Linked DNA regions of Homo sapiens: region 2 is linked to region 1. The links are chromatin loops, found by intact Hi-C in ENCODE. Cell type or tissue: dorsolateral prefrontal cortex. All regions are shown on one strand. Each heading gives the region's core, and the rest is flanking DNA. Links, peaks and the distances in the headings are about the cores only.

Region 1 (10,158 bases), core at 4,611-8,610:
GTGATTGGTCAACAGTAGAGGGCTAAGAGGCTAAGAAACTGAGTATTATGAAGTGGTAGTTAACAGGCTGGAAAGCCTAGCTGAATGTTTGGCACTCTCACAGGGCTGAATGAGAATTTGGGTCCCAGGAAGGAGATGGGACCTTGGTGGCAACTCTGGAAGGGCCACCCCTAGGAGTCCAAATGAATAAAAAATAGACCAGCCGTCACAAACTAAAACCTGCTTTGAACTAGCTTAGTCCCAAACTAGATGAAGGCAATCTGCTCTTACTCCAATTGTGTGCCATAAAGTCAAAGTCAATACTCTCTGGAGGCACATAAAAGTTTACTAGGAATGCCATAAAACAAAACAAGACTAAATGAGAAAGACCAAGAAGAAAAACAATAGAAACATACATAGATATCAGAGTCCTCAGGTAGAAACTTTTTTTTTTTTTTTGAGATGGAATCTCGCTCTGTCATCCAGGCTGGAATGCGGTGGTGTGATCTTGGCTCACTGCAGCCTCCTGAGTAGCTGTGATTACAGGCGTGCACAACCACGCCCGGCTAACTTGTATTTTTAGTAGAGACGGGGTTTCATCATGTTGGCCAGGCTGGTCTTGAACTCCTGACCTCAGGTGATCCACCCCCTCTAGGTCTCCCAAAGTGCTGCGGTTGTAGGTTTCGGCCACAAGGCCTGGCTAGTATTTTACCACAATTTAAAGTAAATTTTCTTTTCTTTTTTTTTTTTTTTTTCAAGTTTGTGCTCAGACTATATTCACACAGTGACATGGCGGCTTATGCTTCTGTAGGCCTTGTTGACAGTGCCAACTTTTAGATATTGATGATCTTCATCTTTCTCTTGTCTCCTCGGTAGAAGAATGGGATGCAGGAGGTACTGCCTAATCCTGGGCACTGCTGGGCGTTCTTCATCCCACAAAACAGCTGCATGATCTCCTGTGCAGTGGGGTTGTCCTGCGGAGAACCCTCCCCAGCCTCTCCTCCTGCAGGCTCCACACTGCCAGTGTGGCTCATATTACAAAGAACTTTGGAGGGAGGGAGGCAGGGCTCTGAGCACCGCTCCTCGTGCTCTGGCAGCCTCTCCTGCATCTTCTCTTTCTGATCTCGTATCCTCTCCTCCTTCTCTCGCATCTCCTCCTGCCCCCACATCTTCTCCTCCTGCCCCCACATCTTCTCCTCCTGGCCCCACATCTTCTCCTCCTGGCCCCGCATCTTCTCCTCCTGCTCCCGCATCTTCTCCTCCTGGCCCTGCATCTTCTCCTCCTGCTCCCGCATCTTCTCCTCCTGGCCCTGCATCTTCTCCTCCTGCTCCCGCATCTTCTCCTCCTGCTCCCGCATCTTCTCCTCCTGCTCCCACATCTTCTCCTCCTGCTCCTGCATCTTCTCTTCCTGCTCCCACATCATCTCCTCCTGCTCCTGCATCTTCTCTTGCTGCTCCTGCATCTTCTCCTCCTGCGTCTTCTTCTTCTCCCGCATCTTCTCCACCTGCTGCCACATCTTCTGCTCCCGCATTCTCTCCTCCTTCTCCCGCAGCCTCTCGTCCTGCTCCCACATCCTCTCCTTCTGGTCCCACATCTTCTGCTCCTGATCTCCTGCTCCTGCATCTTCTCGTGTTCCCACAGCTTCTCCTTCTGTTCCGGCAGCCTCTGCTGCTCCCACATCTTCTTCTTCCTGCTCCCACATCTTCTCCTCCTGCTCCCACATCTTCTCCTCCTGCTCCTGCATCTTCTCTTCCTGCTCCCACATCTTCTCCTCCTGCTCCCGCATCTTCTCTTCCTGCTCCTGCATCTTCTCCTCCTGCTCCCGCATCATCTCCTCCTCCTCCCGCATCTTCTTCTCCCGCTCCCGCATCCTCTCCTCCTCTCGCATCTTCTCCTCCTGGTCCCATGTCTTCTTCTCCTGCTCCTGCGTCTTCTTCTCCTCCCGCATCTTCTCCTCCTGCTGCCACATCTTCTTCTGCTCCCGCATTCTCTCCTCCTTCTCCCGCAGCCTCTCGTCCTGCTCCCACATCCTCTCCTCCTGGTCCCACATCTTCTGCTCCTGATCCCGCATCTTCTCCTCCTGCTCCCACATCTGCTTCTCCTGCTCCTGCAGCCTCTCCTCCTGTCTCCACATCTTCCTGCTCCCGCATCTTCTCCTGCCGCCACATCTTCTTCTCCTGCCCCCACATCTCCTCCTGGTCCCGTATCTTCTCCTCCTGCTCCCATATCTTCTCCTCCTGCTCCTGCATCTTCTCCTGTTCCCACAGCTTCTCCTTCTGTTCCGGCAGCCTCTGCTGCTGCCACTCCTTCTCTTCCTGCTCCCACATATTCTCCTCCTGCTTCTGCATCTTCTCCTCCTGCTCCCGCATCGTCTCCTCCTCTTCCCGCATCTTCTTCTCCCGCTCCCGTATCCTCTCCTCCTCTTGCATCTTCTCCTCCTGGTCCCGCGTCTTCTTCTCCTGCTCCTGCATCTTCTTCTCCTCCCGCATCTTCTCCACCTGCTCCCACATCTTCTCCTGCTCCCGCATCCTCTCCTCCTTCTCCCGTAGCCTCTCGTCCTGCTCCCACATCCTCTCCTCTTGGTCCCGCATCTTCTGCTCCTGCTCCCGCATCTGCTTCTCCTGCTCCCACAGCCTCTCCTCCTGTCTCCACATCTTCTCTTCCTGCTCCCGCATCTTCTCCTCCTGCTCCCACATCTTCTCCTCCTGCTCCTGCATCTGCTCCTCCTGCTCCCGCAGCTTCTTCTGCTCCCGCAGCTCCTTCTCCTGCTCCCGCAGCTCCTTCTCCTGCTCTCGCAGCCTCTTCTCCTGTCTCCGCATCTTCTCCTCCTGCTCCCGCATCTTCCCCTCCTGCTCCCGCAGTCTCTCCTCCTGTCTCCACATCTTCTCCTCCTGCTTCCGTATCTTCTTTTCCTGCTCCCGTAGCTCCTCCTCCTGCCTCCACATCTCCTCCTGCAAAGTGTTGGTTTGAACCTCAAAAGGAAATAGACTTATGAACTAGCTATATAAATGTAATCTATAAAATAACAGTTTTCATCTATGATTCTTTAAAAAAAATTTTTAAGCCTTAACACTGAGGTTCTGATTTCCCAGGCAGGGCCCCAAATTTGTAGATTTTTAGCACACTCTAGAGGATTCTATGGTGGGACCAGAACAAGGACCCAAATTTTCCAGCTCTTGGCTGGACCCTCCCCATACCTTGCATGATCCCTAGACCATGGTCCTAGCTGGATGGGTCTCCCACAACCCCTGGGGCTGCAGCCGCTCACCTGTGGCAGCAGGAACTTGGCCCTCTCCAGTTTCCTTTTTAGCTCCTTCACGTTGAGCTGGATCTCAGACTTTTCAGATTCTGCAAGTCGAAGTTTTTCTTGTAGTTCGGCATTTTTCTTCTTCAGCTCCTCATTGGTTATGCTATGGCCCGAGGCAGTAGAGAAAGGAATGAACGAAGAACAGAAAGGACTGCTTTGGTGATCAACCCTCTACTCTCGCCCCACAAGCACAGAACCGTGGCACTGGAAGGGACCCCAGGAATTAAAAGTCCCAGGTGGCAGGCCAGAGAGAAGACATGAGTTGCCTGAGGCTACCCCATGAGTCAGTGGCACAGCCGGCACTAGAGCTTCCCTGTGCACACATGTAAACCTGTATGACCCCCTACCATGCTCACCTGTACCCCCCACCTCCCAGCACACCACCCACGCTAAGGGCCCCCAGACCTCCCATCCCACCTTCCCCCATCCTACGTGTTCCTGTACAGTTCCAGACTCAGGGCGTCCCTCTCCTTTGTTAACTCCTCGATGTACTGCAAATAGAGAAAGGTTAAGTCAGGACAGAGCAGGCAGAAGAGCAGCTGGCCGACCAGGAACAACAGCTACACTGATACTCCACAGTAACACTCCCTCACTCTCCATCACACCCGACATGTTCTCAAGGCAATTCCAAGCCCATGGTCTCATTTTTTTTTCTTTTTTTTTTTCTCCTTTTCTTCTTTTAGAGATGGAGTTTTGCTCTTGTTGCCCAGGCTGGAGTGCAATGGCGCAATCTCGCCCCATGACAACCTCTGCCTCCCGGGTTCAAGCAATTCTGCCTCAGCCTCCTAAGTAGCTGGGATTACAGGCATGCGCTACCACACCTGGCTCTCACTTGTTTTTCAGAGAACTCAGTAAGGGTAGAAGGGACAGGGAAAGAGACTGAATTGATAGCTGGCTAACAGGGGCCCAGAGAGATCAGATAATATTGCTATTGCTATTACTGTTATTACTGCCACTGTTGGAACCTTTCTTGAGTGCTTCACCAGGCACTATGCTAACAATCCCATTTAATCCTCACAACCTCCATAGGAGACGGTTACCATTATTACCTCTATTGTATAGATGCAAAACATGGGGTATTAAAAGTTAAATGGTTGCCTAAGATCACTTTGACAGAGCTGGGATTTCAACACCCAGGTGTATCTGATTCTCTAAGCCCATTCTTTCCCTGGGGGTAGGGGCACAGATAAGAAGGAGGAAATTAATCCTTTGTTGACTTTTTGAAAGAACGATACATTGGCATAGTCCAAAACTCAGAAGGTAGAGAAGGGAAATATCTACCCCACACACACTGTTCCTGTCTCCTGAGTTTTTTATGAATCCTTACAAATATGTTTTTATGTATGTTACCATAATACGTACACACACACACACACACACACACGCACATGCACACTTATGTGTGTTCCCTCTCTCTACACAAATGGTAACATACTAAAGATACTCTTCTGTACCTTCATGGTACAAATACCTTAACCCCTGCCTAGGACTTGGTCAAGGCCACAGCCAAGTATGGGCAGGGCAGGCTCTTGGCCTTGGAGCTCTGTGTCCAGTGCTCGCTCCCCACAGTGCCCCCCAACTCACCCACAGCAGCTGACTCAGCCCCAACCTGCCTCTAATAACCACACACAAAAGCAGCAAGAAATGACCCATACTATCTTCTGGGCAGGACACTGCATCCTGCAGGAGGGACCTTTAGGCTCATTCCTCCATCTGCGAAGCTGGGATCCCAGGAGACTGGGGAGGTGATTGGACTTACCCTGTCTGCCTTCTTGTGCCATGTGGACACAGCAGAGAGAGCCCGCTGTAACTCTCCTGCAAAGTGCCAGGAATGATGCAAGCGGCCGGCGAGATCCTTGGACTCTCCTGGAATGAGAGAGGTTGAGACACAGCCCAAAGGACTCCCCCTAAAGGCCTGTGAAAGTGCCAGGTTGAAGGATGATGGGGTGCCCAGGTTCCCATCTTCAAATTTCCTGGCAGCATCCTGGCTGTAATAGAGCGCTGTCTCCAGTTCAGTTTTCTGACACGTGAGAATTCGTATTGTATGATCCTGGGCCTTTGGGAGAAAAGACAAGCAAGTGCTGAAAGAGAAGCAAAAAAACCTTCTCCAGAGGACAGGAGGGAACTTCACACCCTCCACTCACCTCTATCTCCCGCCTTAGGGCTTCCTGATGTTGGTGGCTTGCCTTCTTTTCCTATAGAAAGAGGAAGACAGAGCTCTTACTAGGGGGAGGCAGAGATCCACAGCAAGAGACATGCCCCCAGAATGGCACCAATGCCCCAGGACAGGCGCACCCATGGGACCAGGTTATCAGGGACCCTGTGGGGATGGGGTGGAATCTTGGCGGTGAGCCTTCTTCCCCAAGCTGGGAGTAGGCGAGATGAGACGGGCCTCTACATCTGAGTGCCCTCCAAACCCAGCAGTCATGTCGTGAGCAAACAAATCACGTTACTTCTTTCAGCTGCGCTCGGTTCTGTTGTGTCTGTGGGGAGAGTCAAAGGAAGGTGACTGAGGGTGGCCCCCTGGACTCTATTCCCCAGGCCAGGAAGCGGTACGCAGGGGTCAGGAATGGATTTTAAAGGGCAACGTTCTCAGACCCAATGGGAACATGAAGTGGTAAACTCTCAACTCCCAAAGAAGAGATTTGGGTCTTTGTTGGTTTTTGCCCTCAGCCACGGAACTGAAAGTCTGAAACTAGATTATCTCAAAAAGACAGTAACATAAACCTTCAGAGATGGAGTGTGAGAAAAGCCCACCCTTCTGCTAGCTTGTGATTTAGAAAGGTGCATTCATTCAACAAGCATTGAGCAAGCACATAGGGGCCGGGGACGGTTCTTCACTGCTGGGATATAGGACGGAAAAGGCAGACAGGAGCCCTTGGCCCCAAGGTTTCCATTCTAGTGAATCTTTAAATCTCAGACTCTCAGAGCAAACAGAACCTCTGATACTCTAACTCTACCTCCTCAGGAAACGGAAGCCCAAAGAGGAGGGGAGCTTACAGCAGGCCCTGGACTAGGGATTAACACAAAAACAACAGCAACAAATCTGATTTAAGCTTCACACATGTAAGTAAAACATTACCATCCCCATTTTACAGATGTGAAAAGAGAGGCCCAAAGAGCTCAAGCAATTTTCCCTAAACCGTGTCCCTCGCAGATGGAGAGAGAAGTAGGACTCAAACCCAGAATTCTTAGCCAGTACCCGGCAGTTCTTCCTTCCACAATCTTAACAGTTACCCTCGACCTCCCCTTGTGCCCCTTGTCCTCAGGAGACCGGCCAGCCAAGACCCACATCCTCAGGTGAATGGCAACCCTCCGAAGTGGTTGTCTCAGGGTTAGTGCCATTATTTATTTTCTTCTTTTTGGTGTCAGTTGCTCTGGTACCAACACCAGCAATGTTCCACTGACGATAGTCTGTAAACTGTGGAAAAGAGGAGCAGTGATACTCATGAGAACTACAAGCTCCTACAGTCACTTTACAGTTTATACAAAATACTCTCATAGACGATCTGATTTAATGCCACCAACGACCGTACGAGGTGTTGTCGCAATCACTTAGTGACTGAGAGGGATTGATACCATGGCTAAAAAAAAGGCAATAATGGAACTTAAACTCAGTCTTCTGATTCTGAGCTCTGGGGTTTTGCCACAAATCGCAGCTGCCAGGGGCCAAAACCAGAGGCAGAGGTAGAAAAGTAAAAAGTAGACAGGAAAGTGTACACTGTTTGGTTTAGAGTCGTACATCCTCACACATCTGTTAGTGTGAAGAAGTGCACCACTACCTCTCAGACTTTTACATCAATGTATCCTCAGGGCAGAAGGCAGCTTTTCTGTTAAATCTGGGAATTTAACAGAAAGAGGACAACCCAAGATTCATTTCAGTGAGAAGTCTGGTATACTTTTAGAAATCCGTGTGACTGTCATCCGTAAGAACATTAATGTTTTGTCTCTCTCAAGAGAATCAAGGGAAACTGATGCTTCAGAAAGATGCCCCATATGTATCCTGTGGCACTCAAAGTACCCCAGGTTGAGATGCGATGAGGAAGATTCAAGTTGTCAAGTTCAGTTTCCCAAGATCTATTCCACAGAAGATGAGCAAATCTCACTTCAGAGATCACTGACTGATGGGCAATCTGGTCCCAGAACCATGGAGAATTCAAATATGAGGTGGAGAACTTAGAGAAAACTGTTAAAGTCTCTCTGGAGAGTAGAAGCCTGGGAGAAAACCAAACCAAACCCGTTCTCCCATTTCCACCAAGAGACAATGTCAACATTTTGAGTTCACAGGGGGAGGTGTAGGCTTTTCAAACTGTCAATGTCTGTGTTAAGGGAGTAAGGCAGCCTGAAACTTCTCGCTGCTAGGTCACATGGTCCCTACTCCCCTTCCAGCTGGAAATCTGTGATGCAACCAGAGGAAGCAGAAACAGGGTGAGAACACTTAGGGGACGGGTCCTAAGATCAAAGGCCAGTCTTGCAGCAGTAATGACAGTTCCTAGAGGGACTGTGACACCACTACATTTCACTCCTCTGTGGGGTGGTGGAGGGCCAGGGACACATCAGTGCTATGCCCAAGTTGCCTCTTTGAGGTTGGGGAGGGGTTCGCAGGGTTGGGACCCAGGTCCTTGGAGACGTGAGCCCAAAGAGCCCAGGGAGGTAGGGCTTGGGGCGACGGGAGGTGAGGGCCAAGTATGGAGCGGGGAGCCCCAGGAGTCACCTGCCCAAAGTCACCCTGGGGCGACTGGTGAGGGCAGGTGCTGGGACACACAGGTCCTTGGAGACACAATCCCAAAGGGCCCAGGGAGGTCAGTTTTGGGGTAATAGGAGGTGAGGGCGGAGTACGGAGTGGAGAGCCCCAGGGTTCACCGGCTCAGTCACCCTGGGGTCACTGGCAAGGGCCGGGGCAGGACTGCTGAGGGGGTGGGGCTGGCTGAGAAGATTTTGATTGGGGGAGCCCAGCGGCACTGGGGGGGACCCAGCCCAGTGTGCCTCTGGAATGGCATGGACTCTGGCAGATGTTCTGCCATGGGAGGGGGCCTGGGGCTGGGTTGGGGTTGGGGTGCCGCAACCCAGTGAGTTTTACCTTTTTCTTGGCCTCAGCCAATTTGTTCTGTCTGGTTTTTTCTGACATCATGGGGTGGGGAGGGAGGTGGGGTTGGGGCCACATCAGCGTGATTCAGACGAGGACAAGGATACACCTCCAGTCACGTACCACGCAGCTATGTGACTGAGCCAGAGGAGGTGTAACCAGGGCTGCACTAGAATGCAGAATAGGGGCGTGGCCTTAATGCTTCAAGCCCATTGGTCAGTGAGAAAGATGAAAGGGAAAGGAGGCGGGGCCAGGCAGCCACGTGTCATGAAGGACCTGTGATGTCACAAGGAAAGCCGCCCATGCAACTGCTGTCCCCGCCCACTCCAGGAGAGGGGCGGGGCTGGCTTTCACTTTAAAAACTTTAAACCTTTATCACCTTAATTGAGATACAAATCCTATTAAAATGGAAAATTTACAGCATGCTTGATGATTAATAAAGCAGACTATATTATCCAACATTCCAGTAAGATAATCACAGTGATTTCTCTTTTTTGGAAAAAGTTTCTCTTATTCTCCTACATTATTGTTAAGTTTTTTTGAAAAAAAAAAAACAAGAAACATGTCTGATATCTTTAAAAACACAAAGCTTTTGAGCTGGGTGCAGTGGCTCATGCCTGTAATCCCAGCATTTTGGGAGGCTGAGGCGGGTGGATCACCTGAGGTCAGGAGTTCAAGACCAAAATTTTAGTATGTATTTTAGTATTTATTTTAGTATTTAATGCATCATTTAGGGCTACATGTAGTCACAGAAAAAATAAATCTGATTCAGTGACTTAAAGAAATATAGATTTCATGGCCGGGCGCGGTGGCTCATGCCTATAATCCCAGCACTTTGGGAGGCCGAGGCGGACGGATCACGAGGCCAGGAGTTCAAGACCAGCCTGGCCAATATGGTGAAACCCCATCTCTACTAAAAATACAAAAATTAGCTGGGCATGGTGGCGTGCATCTGTAGTCCCAGCTACTCTGGAGGCTGAGGCAGAAGAATCGCTTGAACCCAGGAGGCAGAGGTTGCAGTGAGCCGAGATCATGCCACTGCACTCCAGCCTGGGTGGCAGAGCGAGACTCTGTCTCAAAAAAAAAAAAAAGAAATATAGATTTCATTTTTGTCACTTAAAACGTGCAGAGGAAGGCAGTCCAGGGTTCTTTTCCGTTTCCTGATACTTCCTTAGCCATGTTTTTATTTTTGTGGTTACAATGTGGCTGTTGTTTTTCCAGGCCTTGGATTGCCTTCCAGGGAGGGAAAGAGGAAAGGTCAAAAGGCTGAGTCTGTCTCTTTTTAGCTGAAAAACATAGATTTCTCAAAAGTTTTAAGATTATACTGATATTCAATTTTCATCTGTTTTTTTGTTTTGTTTTGTTTTTTTGAAACGCAGTCTTGCTCTGTTGCCAGGCTGGAGTGCAGTGGCACGATCTCGGCTCACTGTAACAACCTCCTTCTCCACGGTTCAAGCAATTCTCCTGCCTCAGCCTCCCGAGTAGCTGGGACTACAGGCATGTGCCACCACGCCTGGCTCATTTATTGTATTTTTAGTAGAGACAGGGTTTCACCATGTTGGCCAGGATGTTCTCGAACTCCAGACCTCGTGATCTGCCTGCCTCTGCCTCCCAAAGTGCTGGGATTAGAGGTATGAGCCACTGCATCTGGCCTGCAGTTTTCATCTTTTGGCTGCAAATAAGTTGTGTCATTATTCTCAGCTATGGGAGTGTTTAACTGGGCATGTTGCTTCCTCTCTGTTAGATAGGTTTTAGGATTTATGAATAGGTACTGAATTTTATCAA
Region 2 (10,158 bases), core at 2,776-6,775, 80 kb after region 1:
ATCTACTGGTCAAGCAAAGTGTGGCATGGTTTTTTTTTTTTTTCCTCTTAGAGTAAAATGAGAGAAGGGAGAAATTATTTAAAGACAGAATTTATAATTCAAATGGAATCAGAACGGAAAGATGTAGAAAACCCTAAGCTTGGCCATGTAAAGAATAAAGAAATACGTTCAGGAGAGAATGCTAATGGTGTGGCAAAGTGACCATTTTCTAAAGAGATTAATATGGATAAAAGAAAGCCAGGTTCTAGTCATCAAGCAATTGGAAAATGAACTTGAAGGTAGTTCAGAAGAATCTTAGAGGCAAGGTAGGACCTGGAGGCTACCAGGGAGCCACAGCTCTTGCACGCTGCACACCTCTAGAATTAGCACCATGTGCACGCTGCACACCTCTAGAATTAGCACCATGTGCACGCTGCACACCTCTAGAATTAGCACCATGTGCACGCTGCACACCTCTAGAATTAGCACCATGTGCACGCTGCACACCTCTAGAATTAGCACCATGTGCACGCTGCACACCTCTAGAATTAGCACCATGTGCACGCTGCAGAGTTTACTGCTTCTACTTTCGGAAGCAGTAAGTTAAGCAGCACTTGAGCCCACTTGAGCCAAGGCTGGGGTGACCAAAGAGTGCTGCCCCAGAATGTGGGGAACAGAGTCTTGAGGTAGCCCGGGGTAGCCAGTTCTGAGATCTTGTATATGCCTCTTTTTGAAAATGTAGCCCTCAAGGTCCTACCTTGCCAGAAATCCTATTGCTCTAAAGTTCTGCCTTCCAGAAAGTCCTAGGACATGAACAAAATTATGACAAGTTCTTTGCAACCATTTAACAAGAATGGCCTTTAACTCCAGCTTCCAATGCCTTGTTCCTCAGTTCCATCTAGTATTTTGTCAGAATAGCTTTTACTGTTTATATTTTGACCAGCATTCTAATTATTACCACTTAAGTGATACCTAAGAAATTCTAGATTTTGGCTGGGCGCAGTGGCCCATGCCTGTAATCCCAGCACTTTGTGAGGCCAAGGTGGGCAGATCACCTGAGGTCAGGAGTTTGAGACCAGCCTGGCCAATGTGGTGAAACCCCATCTCCACTAATAATAAAAAAGTCGCCAGTTGTGGTGGCATGTGCCTGTGATCCAGCTACTTGGGATGCTGAGGCAGGAGAATCCCTGGAACCTGGGAGGCAGCGGTTGCAGTGAGCCCAGATCGTACCACTGCACTCCAGCCTGGGTGACAGAGTGAGACTCTGTCTCAAAAAAAAAAAAAAAACAAAACAAAAAATTCCAGATTTTCCCTGCAGTTCTCTTTTTCTGAGCCCTCAACAGAATGGGTCCCTAATGCTCTGTTCACAGTGATACAGTCTTTTTCTAGCCTATTTCTCCAAATTCTTTCAGCCTCTGCCCATTATGCAGTTCCAAAGCCACTTCCACATTTTCAGGTGTTTGTTATATCAACACTCCCATTTATTGGTATGAAATTTTTGTCTTATTCCATTTTGTGCTGCTATGTCAGAATACTACAAACTGAGTGATTTATAAACAATTGAAATTTGTTTGATTCATAGTTCTGGAGGCCAGAAAGTTCAGGGGGCTGGCATCTGGTAAGGGCCTTCTGGCTGAATCATAACATAAAGAAAGGTATCACATGGTGAGAGAGATCAAACTCATAGCCTCAAGCTCTTTTATAATCCACATTAACCCATTCATAAGGGTGGAACCCTTATGACCTAAACACTTCCCATTAAGCCCCACTTCCCAAAACTTTTGCATTTAGAATTAAGCTTCCTTCACATTGTTTTTTAGAGGACACATTTAATCCATATAAATAACTAAGAAATACTGACCCCTGAAATAGGTCTTTGCCAAACACAGGCTGTGACCAGAAACATACCAGAATGCCCAGCCCTGGAAACTGTGGCTTCAGTGGCCTGTCATTTTTTTTTTTAGACAGAGTCTTGCTCTGTTGCCCAGGCTGGAGTGCAGAGAGGTGCGATCTGGGCTCACTGCAAGCTCCGCCTCCTGGGTTCACGCCATTCTCCTGCCTCAGCCTCCCGAGTAGCTGGGACTACAGTCACCCGCCACCATGCCCGGCTAATTTTTTGTATTTTTTGTAGAGGTGGGGTTTCACCGTGTTATCCAGGATGGTCTCGATCTCCTGACCTCGTGATCTGCCCAGCTCAGCCTCCCAAAGTTCTGGGATTACAGGCGTAAGCCACCACACCCAGCCTGTCATTCTGATTGCCCTAGGGTGCGTCACCAACTGAGCCGGTATCTAGCCCCCAAAGTTTAACCAATTAGTAAAGTTCATTATTAATATTGTAACAACTAGAAAACTTGGGCAAAGAACAATGTGGCAAACACCAGAAAGCACAGAAACAAGCAACAAGGCTAAAGCACAAGCTTGCCATAGGTGGAAGTTCTGTACCAAGCCTCTTTTATGGTGGACTGGAATTGATTCACAAGCCAAGTGAAGTCCCTCCCTGCAGCCATGCAAGATTCCGTGGTCATGGCCATCCTGTTTGAGATGCCAACTGCTTTTTAAGATTAAACAATTATTTTGATGGCAGGACACAACACAATAACACTCAAATAGAAGAGAAGTAGAAGTTTTTGTTATATACAGCTCCAAAGGAGAGGAGATTGCCAGGTAGGGTGAAACAGGGGATTGCATCAGAAGACAGGGTAAGGTAATAGCAACATGGAACTGTAGGGGGAAACTTACATATGGCAAATAGGGTGGGGTTAGCTAGGTTTTGTGAACTCCTCATGGATTGTCTAATTTGAATACTCTTTTAGGCCCCAGGGTATAGGAGCTGTCCCTAGATGTCTGGTACCTGAATCCGGTGCACTTAAGGCTGATGCATGATGGCCCAGAGGGTGAGATTCTAATAAGGAAAGTGGTTGGGGTACGGACTTACTGAGCTGTTTAAGAAGAGGAACTGACCAGCCTCTAGCAAGAACCTCAAAATTGAGTGAAGATTAAAAACAATCAAACAAATGAAAACCCCACTATATAACATAGATATTCTGTCCTAGCTAACTCGATGACACAGGATGAACCTCTCACCCAAAACTGGGTTTAGATATCCGAATTGATAAGACTCACACACAACTCAAGAGGGTATAAATATGTTTACTGCTCACATAATGAAGATTTCCGGGGAAAGCAAGGCAGCTCCAAAGCAGGTCCAAAAATGGCTTAAGAGAATGAAAAAAGAAAATGGACTTGTGGTTTTGAAGGTAGTTAGGAGTGTGGCTGGGATGAGCATTCCATTGCATGGTTTTAATTTCCTGCTCCTGCACCAAAGGATGGAGTACCCACATTTTCTTATCATATTGTCTATATGTGAGGTAGAAATGGAAGCGTGAGCTATGGAACTTGAAAGCTGTCAGAAGTCAAATATCAAAAATGAATGATGCCTTTTAGACACATAGCTTGAACTACAGAATATGGCTGAACTATGATGCAAGATAAACACCTGCCTTTATTGTCCAAGATTAAACAAAGTATCTCCTTAAGGCATTTCAGCCCCGCATCAACTATAGCTTCTAGAGACCATAGACTTCTACCAATTTTTCATTCGTTGCAAAAAAGTAATTGAGAGATTGAGAGGCTACATAGGGACTGCAAGATAGCAAGCAAGGCCTTTTGGAATATAAGCTTTTAGGTGTTAAAGTTGCATTTTAGCTTTAGGTTTGAAATTGCATTTATTAGTGTACTTAGGCAAATTTCATGTTGAATATGAATGAATATTGCATTTTCATGAATGAATATTACAATTTACATTTTTATATCTGTGGTTACTGTAGTTTTTATTCTTTATCCTTTCTAATAAGTTTCATAGATTTTTACAAAAAGAGTTATCAATTTTGACATTATTGACAGGAAATGCATAAGAAGCAAGTTTGTTCCATTTGGATTGTACAATCTTTTTTTAAAAAATTGTGTTCTGCCTGGGCACGGTGGCTCATCACTGTAATCCCAGCCCTTTGGGAGGCCGAGGCGGGTGGATCATGAGGTCAGGGGATCGAGACCACCCTGGCTAACACGGTGAAACCCCATCTCTACTAAAAATACAAAAAATTAGCCGGGCGTTGTGGCGGGTGCCTGTAGTACCAGGTACTTGGGAGGCTGAAGCAGGAGAATGGAGTGAAACCGGGAGGTGGAGCTTGCAGTGAGCCAAGATCGCACCACTGCACTCCAGCCTGGGCGACAGAGCAAGACTCCATCTCCAAAAACAAAACAAAACAAAACAAAACTGTTTTCTACTACTATATCCTCAACACAGATAACTTCTGATATCAGATATGTGGGGATCTCTCCCCATACACCACGAAATTCTCTAGCAAACTCACAAAAGCTAGGAAAACAGTTTACTTATTATTGCTAACTTATTACAAAGGGCATTTCAAAAGATACAGATGAATAGCCACATAAAGAGATACATAGGGTGAGGTCTAGAAAGGTCCCAAATGCAGGAGCTTCTGGCCTCATGGAATTGGGGTGTGCCACTCTCCTGACACGTGGAAATGTTTCTATTCATTAGCCCGGAAGCTCCCCAAGCCCCATACGTTAGGGATTTTTCTATTTTTTTTTTTTTTTTGCTGGATGCATCATCACATAGGGATGATCAATTATTAACTCAATTTCAAGCCCAATTAGTCATTAACAGTCAGTCCATTTCATCACACAGTGTGACCAGAATGTTTCCTAGAGGGATGCCACTCAGGTTTGCAGGCTGCCATTCAACTTTGTCAGGTTTCAAAAGCAGGGGTGGTCTTGGAAAACACATTGCTTCACCCTTCTGGGCATCTGGTATAATTGTGCTAGGAGATAATATCATTCTCTTGCTCTGAGCCTCTCTTGAGGTATTAATACAACATTAGGCTTCTCTCATTGCATAATCCACTTATTTAGTCTTTTACCCTCAGCTATTATTTCTCCTTCTCTCCATTTGACATTTATTTTTACTCAAACTCTCCACCTTTTAGAGGGATAATGTGCTCAACCACTGTCTTGGTCTACAGTACTGCTAGCAATACTATTCTACCAAGTGCCTTGCTCTCAGCTCAGTCCCACTGATACAGGCTGAGGTTACATAGAGATAAAAATACGAGCTATTCTAACCACTAGGAAACATGGTAGCATTCACTGTCAACCCCAACTGTGCCAGTCCATCCTTCAGGCTTTTGGAAATTCTGGCCTAAAGTTTAAAGGTATAGGTATAGTTTCTTGCTTAGGAATCAGCCTGCTTCCAGTACCTGCAGTTGCACCCCTGGTCTTGGAATCACTGCATCAGGTAGGAAAAAAGACAACTGAGGAGATATGGGGAAGAATTGTGTAGTTGTATTAGAATCCTTCCCCAACCTCTTGGTATGGTTTGGATTTGTGTTCCCTCCAAATATCATGCTGAAATGTGACCACCAATGTTAGAGGTGGGCCTAGTGGGGGGCATTTGGGTCATGGGATTGGATCCCTTATGAATGGCTTAGCATCATACTCTTGATGATGAGTGAGTTCCTTCTCAGTTACTTCACACAAGATCTGGTTGTTTACAAGAGTCTGGGAGTTCCTCTTCTCTCTCTTGCTGCCTCTCTCACTGTGTGACGTGCTGGCTCTCCCTCACCTTCTGTCATGATTGTAAGCTTCCTAAGACCCTCACCTGAAGCAGATGCCAGCACCATGTTTCCTGTACAGCCTGCAGAACTGCGAGACAAAATAAACCTCATTTTCTTTGTAAATTACTCAGCCTCAGGTATTTCTTTACAGTGTAATCAAAATGCTGGTTCAGTCACTCACCACTTGCAGAGCCCAACTGATAAGAGTGAAGTTTGGTATAAAGAAAGTGACTTTGTATTCCAAAGCTAGCTTAGGGGAAAAATTTCCAGCTTCCTGCTTTTAGGGTATCACTTCACTTTTGGAGAAGAATGTGAGCACATTGAAAGGGTACCTAACATGAACAGCATGTGGGTGGTGGGAAAGCAAGCAGGTGAGGGGTCTGCATGTTAGCTTAGTGTTTTATCTACAGCGTGGTCAAGCTGGTGACTGCTGGCATCTTCACGGGCAGGCATACTTTGGGTTGTAAATTGACTGTTATCTCTCGAGGCAACCTGCTGGTGGGTTAGAATTCCTTTTGGGATCTCCTAAGCATGTAGTTAGATGAACTTGCTCTGTAGGGAGTGTCTGGTGAAGGGCAGGTAAAATGCTATATTTGTAATCCTAAAGGGCTAAATAGAAATTGGGGAAAATGAGGAAAGAGAAAAGAAGAGAGAAAGATAATTAAACTCTCTCTTTGAAAAATGGGGGCACTTGGTTACAATTTCCTACTGCCAAGTTCCATTTTTTTTTTCTGTGGGATTTTTGTGTCATATTTATTCTGGCTACTTCCTGCTGAAAGAGGGTATACTCATTGGGTGTCAGGATGAAACTGATCTCTTTGGAGTTGGAAATATTCACAATACCTGGACTTACAGAGGATACTTTTGGACCATTATGGTGCAAGGTCTCTGGGAAAGCCTGTTGTGTATTCTTATTACAGAGGGTGCAACAGCAGAAAACTTCACAACAGAGGGAAATGTCTACTGCAACCAGGGCCAATGTTACAAGCAGCTTTTTCCACCAGGATGGTCCTGACCTGAACCAGGACACTAACCATTGGTCAAGTGACAATGTGGGATAAGGCATAGCTTTGTTTTATTGGTGCATATCTTGCAGGGCTATCTGAGACATTTTCCAAATTGCCTGGGATGTATACACAGAAGTTAGTCTTAATTATAAGGCATGCTCCCCATTTCTAATAGTAACTGGTTGTGATGAAAGATTGGCTAAGTGTATATTCAACAGGTTACAGGAAGAACTGTGAATACTCATGAAGGCAGTCATAATCCTGTCTAGTTCTTGAGAGTAGATTAGTTTTGTAGTTGCATCCCATCTAGGAAGTGACATTGCAGATGGGTGAGGCCTCTGTATATAATGAAGGCAAACAGATTTTTAATAAGAGACATTTCTATGGAAACAGAAGAAAGACAAAGTGTAATGTTAGGCACAATTTATCCATATGTCAGACTCAAAGCATCTTCAGTTATAGAGAGGGAAGGTGGTGGCAGTCTGACAATTTTTTCTTGCCTGTATTACAAGGAATAATGTAATAGTCATTTCATTTAGTCAAAATCTGAAAAACGGAAGAAAAATTTAAAAGTGTTAATTTGAGACTTATATCCCAGAAAGAATTCAGGATTCAGGCCGAATTGCATAGAATAATAAAAAAACAGTGGTCAAGACTGGAGTCTACCAAGTGTACTATAGTTTTTAACCGAAACATATTATTCTCTGTTCAGTCCCAGTTTTTACTAAAGACAAATCATAATAGGAACAATTGATTTGCAAAATAAGTTTTAGTCTTATTACGCTTGACCTGAGTATTTGCAAATAGTGCAGCAAGAATGATTATTGGCCACATACGTTCTTTTTAAATTTGGCTTTGCTGAAACTTTATTCCATAAGGAATCTCAAATTAGACTTTAAAAGCATTTTGAGCCCAGCCATGGCTTTATCTGTGCCTGCAAATATTTGTATGAATTGAGTGAATTCCTCTGCTTGTGGTCCCAAGATAATTTGGGACTCCTTGCTCTGTCAGAAAGTGACATTCTTTACTTACCATAGGCCAGAAACCCTGAGCAGGGACTGCCTAGACAAAGTATGGGGCCAAATTTCCCAAGAAGCTTTTATTGGCTTTATAAGTCAACTTTGATTCTTTAAAAGAGTCTGTTTGTATCTGAAAGTATGCCATTCCAGTCAAAGCCTTGGTAAATAACCAGTTTCTCCAATTGTGTCCTGTTACAAAAGAAAACAGATTCTTATTGGATTAGGCAAATAACTAGACTGCCATAAATTAAATATGCTTACAAGTAGTTCTTACATTCTGGGGAAATCAGGGTAGAGAGAAAGAAATGTCCCTCAAGTTTTGCTTAACGGAAGTGTATTTTACCCAATTGTTAAAAGCTGCAAATAGCTTAAGAGAAAGATTTTTAGACACTGAAAAGCAAAACAAAAAGAATCACTAAATGTTTTAAACAAAAAGAATCACTAAATGTTTTAAACAAAAAGTCACAAAAGATTATTTCGCTCTTCTATTAGTTCAGTCTATGTAATTAACTCCTGTTCTGTGTGATATTCCTGAACACATTGGCTCTCTATGGGAGTCTTGGAAGTTTATTTCTTCTATTTTAATGTCACAATTTCCAAAGTTATGAGAAATTTGCATTCAAGAGTGCCTGTCAGAGTCCTATATCTGTATTATAAAGCTGCCTTTGAAAAGAATCAAAGTAAAATAACTGTTATGGATGATAAAAATCTCAGAGCAGTCACAGTTAAAATCTGGTCATCTCTGTGGCACACATAATTTAATAGAGCTATCATAATTATTACTGATAACATATACTGAGACATAACAATTATATGAATCTTATACAATTTTGGAACACATACTAATAACACACTTACATGAATATATCCTAAAGAAAGTTAAATACTATTTTATATTTGACAATGTTTACTTTGTGATTTTAATATACCAAATAAGTCCCATATGTCTCTTTTGGGCTTGAGAAAACCTAGTATCTAATAGGATTAACCAGATCAAAAAAGGCTTAATTTAGAATTTAACTTTGGAAAGTTTTTCAAATATCAAAGGTTTAAACACTTGATATTATAAATTAGAAACCCAGGTCATTATAAATTAGAGGGAAAATATTTAGCCATTGATAGAGGGCAGAATCACCTTTCCAAACAAAACCCAATACAAACTCTGTGAGGCCAACTGAATCTGTCTTTTTTTCCCTTCCCTTTTTTTCTTCTGTCATTTATTCAAAAGGCGAACAAAACTCTTTCATTATCCTTTACTATTAGATGAAAATCCTGCTCAAAAGAGGAAGCCAAATTTTACCTTTGCAACAGTGTTCCATTAATTAAACCTGATTCTTAATAAAACCTTATAAACAAATCTATTCAATCTTAATTACTTTAACCATAATGTAAGATTTCAATAAGCCTTATATAACCCTTAAAAATTTTTTGTTAAGCATCAGGTCAACTCTCTAAAAAAAAAAACCATGCTATTCAGACACATGGACCTAGATTCTGGCCCTGCATCAGTGTGCTTTTGTTCTAATGTTTAATTTCCAGAAGAATGAATTAATCCCCTTCAAATCATAGCCAACTTCCTCTTATCTACAGAACTCCCTTTACAAGATCAAAATTTAACAAATTGTTTACAACTTGTTTAAACCTTCGGTTTAGTCCTGTTACTATTTTAGGTTAGGACATCCTTAAAAACCTCTGAAACAGACAAAATTATATCCCCTTTAACAAAATCATATTTCCATGCCTTCTTAAAATCTTTTACCAAAAACACATTCTACTTTCCCTATACACCTTGCATGCAAAACTATTTATTCAGTAGTCTCAAGTACATATTAAGTACATATTAAAATGTTAACTCTTAGCAACTTTTAGTTCTAGTGAAAAATCTGGTAAGTAGCAATTTTAACCATGTATCAGATTGCAGAGCCCAGGACAAGGACCAAGCCACAGGCAATGACACTTTCCAGCCTACCCAAGGGACCTGGCTGACTCCACATGTCACCAGGTCTTACCTAGAATCTAATGGCTATAAAATAGACAAGTCAAATAATTATTAAAACTCATAAAAGCAGTTCATGACCTCAAAGCATCTAGCAAACAGTACCTGACCTGCCTAATTTAAACCAAACATCTAAATGTCGAAGAATTGTTTATTTTATTTACCAATAACCTTTTGAACTGTCTTTATTTTTCAAAGGTTATTAGGGTCATGTGACCTAAAGTCATTCAAGTTTCTATTTTTTCTGACCGGTATGTTTCATTTAAGCACTTATTTTTCTTTAAGCCAAATAATTAGAGCTCTTATATATACAAGTTCACATACACAACACAAATATATAAATACACAGACAGGCAGAAGAAAATCACTAGTTGCACGATTTTTCATTTGCTGGTTTTTAAGTTTCTTAATTGGATTGCTGGCTTCATGGTGGAGCCCTTTGACGAACTGAGAAGGCATGCAGTTTTTTTTTGTTTGTTTGTTTATTTTTTTGAGATGGGAGTCTCGCTCTGTTGCCCAGG

The links. Hi-C counts contacts between places; a loop is a spot of excess contacts. Peaks named below come from ENCODE experiments on the same cell type or tissue, not always from the same donor. Only the 100,000 strongest peaks of a DNase experiment are listed, where the experiment ranks them.
Region 2: it touches region 1 in a loop (4-fold over the local background); 2 of 110 quality-filtered maps call a loop at or near these places.

The regions. Positions count from the first base shown.
Region 1 is chr15:23,438,731-23,448,888 of GRCh38, forward strand. GOLGA6L2 (golgin A6 family like 2) reads right to left here and starts at 8,513. Exons shown (of 8, transcript NM_001304388.2): 1 at 8,368-8,513; 2 at 6,580-6,708; 3 at 5,741-5,770; 4 at 5,432-5,482; 5 at 5,047-5,343; 6 at 3,720-3,778; 7 at 3,249-3,390; 8 at 308-2,952. The coding sequence starts at 8,451. The coding sequence ends at 1,015. In dorsolateral prefrontal cortex, for the core only: no CTCF peak of the experiment used is centred there; no DNase peak of the experiment used is centred there; H3K27me3 peaks cover 2,679 bases.
Region 2 is chr15:23,520,383-23,530,540 of GRCh38, forward strand. No RefSeq gene overlaps it. Among named protein-coding and RNA genes, the nearest start is that of MIR4508, 37 kb to the right of the region's middle. In dorsolateral prefrontal cortex, for the core only: no CTCF peak of the experiment used is centred there; no DNase peak of the experiment used is centred there; H3K27me3 peaks cover 1,098 bases.